Regions from separate parts of the Homo sapiens genome. Here region 2 is linked to region 1. A link is a contact called in ENCODE Hi-C or POLR2A ChIA-PET data. All regions are on one chromosome and are shown on one strand. Each heading gives the region's core, a stretch centred on a gene start or an enhancer-like site at or near the end of the contact. The rest is flanking DNA. Distances are from core to core; before and after follow the strand shown. Region 1 has its middle 98 kb from the start of IKZF1. Region 2 overlaps SPMIP7 (sperm microtubule inner protein 7).

Evidence for each region. Hi-C counts contacts between places; a loop is a spot of excess contacts on that map. ChIA-PET counts read pairs that join two places held with the same protein, here RNA polymerase II (POLR2A). Pooled maps may share reads with other maps.
Region 2: a map of OCI-LY7 shows a loop between it and region 1 (5-fold over the local background). The contact joins two enhancer-like sites. A Hi-C loop is called at or near these places in 1 of 168 maps with a recorded cell type or tissue (OCI-LY7) and 7 of 50 pooled maps. POLR2A ChIA-PET finds 5 or more read pairs at or near these places in 3 of 52 experiments (OCI-LY7, T-cell and activated CD4-positive, alpha-beta T cell).

What each region holds. Positions count from the first base shown.
Region 1 is chr7:50,203,711-50,208,828 of GRCh38, reverse strand. No RefSeq gene overlaps it. Among named protein-coding and RNA genes, the nearest start is that of IKZF1, 98 kb to the left of the region's middle. RefSeq lists a silencer at 1,981-2,030 and enhancers at 1,337-2,266, 3,047-3,226. Within about 2 kb of position 2,133, at least 6 of the 41 ENCODE cell types and tissues checked have a DNase peak (open chromatin) inside an H3K27ac peak, as active enhancers do.
Region 2 is chr7:50,118,396-50,123,079 of GRCh38, reverse strand. All of the region lies in intron 2 of SPMIP7 (sperm microtubule inner protein 7), which reads right to left. Among named protein-coding and RNA genes, the nearest start is that of SPMIP7, 25 kb to the right of the region's middle. Within about 2 kb of position 1,644, at least 2 of the 41 ENCODE cell types and tissues checked have a DNase peak (open chromatin) inside an H3K27ac peak, as active enhancers do.

The DNA of each region.
Region 1 (5,118 bases), core at 884-3,383:
AAGAAAGACAGGAAGAAAGAAAGAAAGAAAAGAAAGGAAGGAAGGAAGGAGAGAAAGAAAGAAAGAGAATGAAAGAAAAGAAAGGAAGAGAAAGAAAGAAGGAAAGAAAGAAAAAGAAAGAAAGAAAGAAAAAGAAAGAAAGAAAAAGAAAGGAAGGAAGGAAGGAAGGGCACAATAGGGACAAGGTGAAGAATGGCAGACGACAACATGGAAAAGCAAAGGGCTTCTTGTATCAGATGACTCAGACCAAGAGCCCCAGTGCCACGGAAAGGACAGCCTGTGGTGGGAGGGAGGGCAAATTAGGACAGCCTGGGCTGTGGGGGCTGACTGCATGAACCAAGAAGGAGGAGGCACCTTTTTTTTTTTTTTTTTTTTGGAGACAGGGTCTCGGTTAGTTGAGAGGTACTATTCTGTACCAAAGTGTGTGTGTGCCCTCAGCTGAAGTCCATCTTTTGCCAGAAAAGTCTTGATGATGTTGTCCCTCCAGCCTCCTGTGCAGTGCTGGGATTTCACACATTGGGCCTTCCCGTGGTGTTTCACCCCAGAACCCATTTTTTATCCTCCCTCCCTGACCCCAGCATGCCTAACCCAGCAGTTAGTTCTGAGGGACAATACTTTAAACCCTCATGGCCTCCCTCACCCACCTTCTGGTGGCCAGCCTCTTGTCCTGGACTGACTGTGGCCCTCCACCCCGGTCCCTGCTCCCCCTTCGTGCCCTGCATCTCTCTTCCACAGAGCGCGTCAGCTTCACAGCATCCCCCAGCGCGACAGGTCCCACTCACAAACCTCCCGGCCTACCCTAATTCTGGGAGTCAGAACCGACGTCCTTCCCAACTGAGTTTCCCACACCCCACCCAAGGCCGCCTCTCCATCTCCTCCCTGCCCTTCCCTCGGCCTGGAAGGGCCACTCCTTTCCCCCACGTCTTGCTCAAATGTCACTTCCTCAAAGAGGCCTTCCCTGGCCACACCCGCTGGCCCATGCCACTCAGCTGGAGTAAGTCTCTTGCCAGCACCAGTGGGAAAGAAAATATCCACATTCAGATTTTGTCTTTGCTGCTATTTCTGGTCAACTTTCTCTCATTGGAAGCAACGTTCCCTGAGGGGAGTTGGTTGGAGCCTCCCCAGTTTCAGCCCCAGTGCTGCAGCGATGCCAGCCGTGGAGTGGCCACAGGGTCAGCCCAGAATGAATGAGTTTGAGGTGAACAACCTCATACCCGCTTTTCCTAACCCCTCCTTTTTAAGCTCCTTGATGGAAAACTTTGCTCGTTACATCTCCTTGCTTCCATCTCTGCCTGCTCCAGCGCCTTCCTCTTCCCCTGCCACCCTCCCAGGAGCATGAGCTCCCCATACACTGTGCACCCCAGGGTGTTTCTGCCCAGGGGCAGGCTAACGTGCAGTGGGGGCTGCGGCCTAACGTGGACTAGAAGGCCTTGGGTCCTGGTGCCAGAGAGCTCACCTCTCCCTCCTTCCTCGGCATCGCGGCCTTCCCCATGGAGGTCCCATCATCTGCCGCTGCTGCTTTGTCTTAGAAAACTCAGGGACACTCACTCACTGCCCCTGCTTCATGCCCCTCGTGCGTCCACACCACACAGTGGCTTATAGGGTACCCACTCCACGAGGGAGCTTAGGCAGATCCTGATGGGACAGAGAAACAAAAGCAGGAGCCCATTTCCAGCAGCGTTGCGTTCCGGGGGGTTCCTCTCCTAATCCAGGGGACAGAGGAGCTCACCGGTGATACTGCTGTGAGGGGAGAGGTGCGGCGATAGAGGGTGCTGTGGGACTCCCCAAGGACCCCATCGGCCTGGTGGGGGCTGGGGGTGGGTAGCCTAAGGTCAATTCCATCCCAGATTTATCTGGCCCAGCTCATCAGTCCCAGGAGGGATGCCTGGTGCTTCCTTCTCTCGATCCCCCATTCTCCCCGAGCCCAGTCAACGCCTGTGCAATGTGATGAGTCGCTCCGTGTTTAGGGAAGCGACTCATCACGGGTCCAGCACCCTTCACAAGCTGCCCCGTGTTCCTTTTTAGCTTCACCCCCACCCCCCACTTTGCACACACTCTACACACTGCAACCTCAGCCGACTTCCGTGGCCAGCTATGCAGGGTCTTGTTGGCCAGGCTGCTCCTCTGCCTGGAATAACCTCATCTTCCTCCCTGGCAGGCAAGTGTGAGTCACACAGGGCTTCAAAACATACTAAAATGTCACCTTCTCTTTGAACTTACCTGCCCCTCTTCCTGGCTTGCCCTCCCCCATCCACAGCCGATGCTGTCTCCTTTTGAACTCCCGTCAACTGGGTAAGACTTTGGTGCTGGCACTGCCTAGGTACATCGTAATAAACAAGTGCTTATTCACAATAGCAAAACAAACCTGGAGCCCATCAACAGTGGACTAGGTAAGGAAAACATGATACCTATACACCGTGGAATACTACACAGCTGTAAAAATGATATCATGTCCTTTGCAGCAACATGGATACAGCAGGAGGCCATTATCCTAAGTGAATTAACACAGGAGCAGAAAACCAAATACCGCATGTTTTCACTTGTAAGAGGGAGCTAAACATTGGGCACACATGAACATAAAGATGGCAGTAACAGACATGGGGGACTACTAGAGAGGGAGGGAGGGAGGGAGGGGGAAAGACTGAAAAACTACCTATTGGGCACAATGCTCACTACCCAGCTGATGGGATCAATTGTACCCCAAACCTCAGCATCAAGCAATATATGCACGCAACAAACCTGCACGGGTACCCCCTGAATCTAAAATAAAAGTTGAAGTGAAAGACAGAAAGAAAGAAAAAGAAAGAAAGAAAGAAAGAAAGAAAGAAAGAAAGAAAGAAAGAAAGAAAGAAAGAAAAGAAAGAAAGAAAGGAAGAATGAGAAAGAAGGAAGGAAGGGAGAGAGAGAAAGAAAGAAAGAAAGAAAGAAAGAAAGAAAGACAGACAGACAGACAAACAAGTGCTCCGCGAGCTCCAGGAGGGCAGGAGCTGATTTCATTCCCTGCAAATCCTTGTGCCTGGCTGGGTGCCAGCACACAGTGGGTGCTCAAAACATGTGGGCTGATGGAAGAAGAGAATTTGCTTCCATCACTACAACTGTGAAGTCCTTTAAGATAGCAATGTGATAGACTTGACCCCTGTAGAAAGCAGAGCCACGCTGAATAGAATCAGCTGATTTTTTTTTTTTTAACATCTGGCGAATGATTTCATGGGATCTGGCCTCAGTTTCCTCCCTGAGAGCGTGATGCGGGATTCTGTCTGTGGGCTCCGCATTGGTTGATTCAAGGACCTGGTCAGTACTGCCATCTGGTGGCCGTTTACCCCATTTGCAGATTGGGCTCTTAAAAGCTCCAGCACAGTAATTCTGCAATCATTATTATTTATTTATTTTGGTAAAATTCCCATTTTTTTCCCAACTCACAGGGGAAGAAAAAATACTTTTAGTGTGAGAGGGAGAGGATTTCCTCACCATTATTTCCCTCCTAAAATCCCACCCCCACCCAGACCTGCACAGTCCACAAGGAGAGCCCATGACGAATAGCCTGGCCTTGGTGGAAACCCACGGCACTCTCTGGCTGTCTGCACTTATGCATCTCCGAGGAGAGCAGAGATCGCCTTATCAGACCTCCCGCAGCGAGGTAAGCTTCAACTCCAAGGTCAGGAGCAGCTCAGGCTAGGAGTGGGCCAGCGACCCATTCTGTGCTCTGCTGCAGGCCCCTAAATGCAGCATTTGATTTCTCTTAGGACAAAATGAAGGCTTGTTAAATATATATATATATTTAAAAGGCAAGCACAGCCAACCAGTGCCACTCTCATTGCTTTATCTCTCCTTGTAACCCTACAACAGTCAATGGAAAGACAAAATGTGGGCTGCTAATTCCTCCTTCCTGGGACTTCAGGTCGGCATCTCCTCATTACAGCCATCATTCTAGAAATTAATGACTATGCTCTTTGTTCTTTGATACTTGCAGCGATGATCTAGGCCCTTAAATGCAGGGCTTAAGTTCCCCTCAAAAACCAGGGCTATGTCGGCAGGCTAGTCAGACTGTCTGGAAGAGCAGCCAACAGGAAGTCGTAGATTGTCTGTGCTTCTTCTGAGTTTGGATGCGTCTTTACCAGAAAACTATACTGTCTTCCACAGCAGCTTTCAACTCATGATCCTCCCTCTTGTCCCTCTTAGCAAACCACTACCAAGTGGCATTTTAAGATGTCAAAAAATCCCAGCATAGAATTGCTTCATTGTGAGTGCTGGTGCTGGCACACAGTGGGTGCTCAAAACTTGTGGGCCCAATGGAAGAGCATTTGCTTTTATCACTCTACAACTGTGAACGTCTTTATGTTTTCTCTGTACCTGAATTATAACAAGGCAAGGATTGGGGCTGATTCTGGGATTTTGGGACAGTTAAGGCAGCCAATGGAATCTGTTAGCACGAGTATTTCCTAGTCTTCCTGTGAGAAACAGAAGGAGGGACCCTTGAAATGAGGTCCCTGGGGCTCTTGGTTGAGGACCTGAAAGAAATGAGAGAAAGATGGATCTGAGCCTTTTAGGAAGACGTCTTCATTTGAGGTAAGGTTTTGTCTTAGGGCCCTACATTCCCAGCAACAGGCTCAGGGGATACCTCTGCAGACCACACAGGGAGATTTGCTCATTCATCCATCCATTCACTTATGCAAACGATGATCATAAACAGCTTGCTGCAGGGACTATGCTGGGTACTGGAAATAGGGCGCTGAGAGAAAATGACCATGGTGCTTGTTTGCAGAAAGCATAGAGCCTCGTGGAGGGAGATGGAGATTAACCAAAGTATCACATAAATGACTGTATGGTTACAACTGAGAATATTATGAAGGCGAGGAACCTATCATACAAGACCATAGAACAGAGGAGCTTTACTCGGCCCAGGAGCCAGCCAGGCTTCACTGCGGAAGGTAATCTTTTATGGAGAACTGATGGGTAAATGGAAATTTACTGGGTAGACAGAGGGGAGAAGAGAGCCTCCCCACCTTCCAGAAGGAACAGAGCTACAAAGGGAGAGAGAAAGAGATCTGAAAGAGGCAGTGTGCGGGATGGAGCCTGGGGGAGAAGGCACAGTTAGCACTGGGGTGGTCTCTGGCCTGG
Region 2 (4,684 bases), core at 395-2,894, 85 kb after region 1:
TTTAGGTATATACCCAGTAATGGGATGGCTGGGTCAAATGGTATTTCTGGTTCTAGATCCCTGAGGAATGGCCACACTGACTTCCACAATGGTTGAACTAGTTTACAGTCCCACCAACAGTGTAAAAGTGTTCCTATTTCTCCACATCCTCTCCAGCACCTGTTGTTTCCTGACTTTTTAATGATTGCCATTCTAACTAGTGTGAAATGGTATCTCATTGTGGTTTTGATTTGCATTTGTCTGATGGCCAGTGATGATGAGCATTTTTTCATGTGTTTTTTGGCTGCATAAATGTCTTCTTTTGAGAAGTGTCTGTTCATGTCCTTTGCCCACTTTTTGATGGGGCTGTTTGTTTTTTTCTTGTAAATTTGTTTGAGTTCATTGTAGATTCTGGATATTAGCCCTTTGTCAGATGAGTAGGTTGCAAAAATTTTCTCCCATTTTGTAGGTTGCCTGTTCACTCTGATGGTAGTTTCTTTTGCTGTGCAGAAGCTCTTTAGTTTAATTAGATCCCATTTGTCAATTTTGGCTTTTGTTGCCATTGCTTTTAGTGTTTTAGACATGAAGTCCTTGCCCATGCCTATGTCCTGAATGGTAATGCCTAGGTTTTCTTCTAGGGTTTTTATGGTTTTAGGTCTAACGTTTAAGTCTTTAATCCATCTTGAATTGATTTTTGTATAAGGTGTAAGGAAGGGATCCAGTTTCAGCTTTCTACATATGGCTAGCCAGTTTTCCCAGCACCATTTATTAAATAGGGAATCCTTTCCCCATTGCTTGTTTTTCTCAGGTTTGTCAAAGATCAGATAGTTGTAGATATGCGGCGTTATTTCTGAGGGCTCTTATATTAGTTTATCACATGCTTTCATCTCTTACTCTACAGTTGTCATACATACATTCAGAGGACAATGTTATACTTTTATTTAAAACAATCATATGAACCTTAAAAGGAAAAAAGTAATATTTTATTAGGCAGGATTTCTTTTAATGTACACTTGTTGGCAATAAATTTCCCTCATTTCCTTTACTTGAATTTTTTAAATCATTTTAATATATTCATATTTAACCTCCAAATATATCCATGTTCAAATCCCTGGAACCTGTGAATGTTACTATTAAAAAGAAAAGCCAGGTGTGGTGGCTCATGCCTGTAATCCCAGCACTTTGGGAGGTCGAGGCCGGAGGATCATCTGAGGTCAGGAGTTCAAGGCCAGCCTGGTCAACATGGTGAAACTCCATCTCTACAAGAAAAAAAACAAAAATTAGCTGGGCATGATGGCAAGTGCCTGTAATCCTAGCTACTCAGGAGGCTGAGGCAGGAGAATTGCTTGAACCTGGGAGGCGGAGGTTGCAGTGAGCTGAGATCATGCCATTGCACTCCAGCCTGGGTGACACAGTGAGACGCCATCTCAAAAAAAGAAAAGAAAAAAAAAAGAACCTTTAATTAAATTGAACAGTGTTTAACTGGGCAGAAAAAAAAGATTCGTGAAAAAGGTAGCACTCAACACAAAAGCAGTTCAGAGAGTTCCACTACAAAATGTGGGCAGGGAATATTTATAGCCAGAAAACAGAAGTGACATACAAAAATAGTCTACATGGTTACAGTTCTGTGTTTGCCTTAGTTTAACATCTTTTGCTGGTTTGCAGCCTGTGATTGGCTGAAAGCTTGGCTGCTATGATTGGCTGCAACACAGCTGCATGTTCTAAGAATTTACTCACAAGTTGTTAGGTTGCAGTTGGTTCACCTATAATTTAGATTACAGTTTATTACATACGTAGGTTAGTTTCAGGCCAAATGTAATTTAATTTAACAATTATTCTCTTTTGCTCAGCCACTCAATTTTAAGAGATTGACCAAAACCTTGGCACTGATACTCCTTTCTGTCACCTTCATAATGGACTTGTTTGATCTCTATATAAATTCACAATTCATTATATGAAATTAGTTGGATGATTATGCTTTCCTCGTGTTTTTTTACTCTAACTGTAATGAGATCTTTTGATGTACAAAGGATGGCTACGTATGAGCATTTATAATTCTTAAGGGATATAACACAGGAGGGAGGCCACTATAATGGCTATTGGGAGGATAATATAAAGAAAGTGAAGTACACTATGCAACAGGAATCTCTGCGAACCAAACTCATCAGAACAAACAATTCAAAATTCAGGCAATAAAGACAATTCATCAGTATTTAAGTCTTAGTGGTCATAGTCTGTGTTTGGGGTGGAGTGGCAATTAAGAACCATAGTGTGCTGTAAAATGGTCTGATTTAAAGAGATATCTATTTTTGTAGTTAGCCTGGTAATATCAATCATAGTAATCTGTACATGATTAAATGAAACACAGAGATGAGAAAAATCTTAGACTAGCCAGCCTTGCCATCCACCATTTAGGACGCCTGCAAACCAGCTGTTAGCTACTCCCATAATCACGTCATGTGTTTCTTTCCCCTGAGAAATGTCCCTGGTGCATTCGGTGGCAGTGTTTACAGGAATTGCAGTGTTGGCTACCTTTTAAATTAAGCTTTCTGTAGTAGTAAAACCAGCGTGAAGGTAAGTGCAGCATTCAGTTCTGTTTAGCACCATGGGCAAGACCCCAACATAAGCCAAGAAGAGATCTAACACCGTACAGTGTTCCATTAAGTGTTTTTGCTGAACATGACCTTTTTTTATCCCCCTTCAGGAGAGTGGCTTCTTCCCATTTAAACCCTGGAAAATATAATTGGCTACAAATTTCAAGATTTTTTCCCAATTTATGGATTACCTTCAAGTTCCATACAACTGGCACCATCTACCAACAAGAGTGAGCATCCAGGAACCTCGTTAGAAACTTTTCTCAGTGGAAATTAACTTATCTTCATTCCACTTTAAGGTTAGTATGAATTTTGGTTATTGATCACTTTGGCCTTTGATTATGGAAGGTATTATGGAAACTTTCAGAGAAAGCTATTTGGAAGACAGGAGTGAGCCAGGCCCATTAGCAAGATATGAACCAGCAAGCAGAACACAGTAAACAAATTCTCCTCAGACCCAATGTGTCTGCAGGCCCCCAGGAGCTGGAAAAGAGGGCCACCTGGTGGCATGTGAGCAGAGGCCAGTTACACTTTTTCACCCATAGGCCTACATAGCGCGTGAGCCAGGTTCAGCGAGTAATTTATTTTCTGTGTGTGGTCCCTTTATAGCATGCTGGAAGGATGCATAACAGTATTCAGTGGAACGAGACCTTACTGGATTTAGTCCAGCGACATCATACAAGCAATTACTTGTACCCTCATAAGTGATCCCCAAATCTTGAGTATTCAATGCTCGGAAGCACAACATACCTTTTGTAGGCATCACTTTGATAGGTTTTTTATATTTAGTAGCCATTCTGTTATTAACTGGAAAGGTCAGAGTATTGTTTTCAATAAGCATAGGAAAGCAAGTAGCAGTCATGTCTAGAATATCAATTTCTACTCCTCCTTTGAGGTTTTAGCATGACTGTCACTGGTAACACAGACAGGCAGTGGCATTAGTGGAATCGTTTCCTGATTTGGGGGCATTAGCTACAAATTTAACAATTGTTTTGGTTTCTTACTGGAGCATAAGCCTTTGCTAAAGCCATCCACAAATTACAGTCCATGGCTTTTCCTGTAAAGAAAGGGAACGATTAGGATGGCAGAAATAGGAAAAAGAGGAAAAAGGATAAGGTTTTCAGTTTTCATGATGTCAGAAAAGTCTTGATCTATGGCGTTAGGATAGCTGTTAATGTCTAGGATGGCATCTGCTTCTGGGGAAAAGTTTTCCTGGTCAGGTTTACCTTCAATTCTCAAACAGGTATACATTTCCAGGAGCTTGGAGGGGCCCTTTTGAGCTTTAACATGTGAACCCAAGGTTTAAGCCTTTGATATTTTACTGCAGCGTGGGTGGCAAGTAGAACTTGGTATGGTCTCTTCCAATAGGGAGAGGACCATGGGTTCAATGAGGTCTCTGATGTCATTTTCAGAAGATCCAATCTCCAGGTTCTGGGTTTTGAAAGGTCTGGTTGTTCTCAGTCTGTGGGTCATGGAAGATCTCCTTCACCTGGTGAAAATACACTATGACATAATGCATTAAAGCCTGCAGTATTTAGTCATATCAGAGTTTAGGATAATGGAAGATACACGAGGTTCTATTATTAAGGGCATATGCCTTCCAGGAACTATTCCATAAGGAGTCAATCGATGTTTTCCACTGGGGGTGGATTTGATTACCATTAAAGCCGAGGTAATATTACCTCAGTAATGATTACCATTAAAGCCAGCGCAATCAAATTGATTCAGTTAACTTTGCCAATTTCAGCTGTAAAATGCCATTTGTCTTTTGACCTTTCCAGAAGACTAAGGGTAATAGGGACAATGGTGATGCCATTGGGTGCATAAGCTTATTCGACTGTTTCTAAATTGTCCAGTGAAATAGGTTCCTCTGTTGCTGGAGATTTCTCCAGGGATGCTCCATAAAGGAAATACTTTTTAAATAACTTCTTAGCTACCATCATAAGATCAGCTTTCTCAGATGGGAAAGCTTCTATCCAGCCAGATAACATGTAAATATACAGATATCCCACTGAAAATGACAATTGAATAAAGTCCGGTAGTGAAAATACACCACCTGAAGTTTTTATTGTTTTCACAGGATTATGAGTTTGACAAACCAAACATTGGTT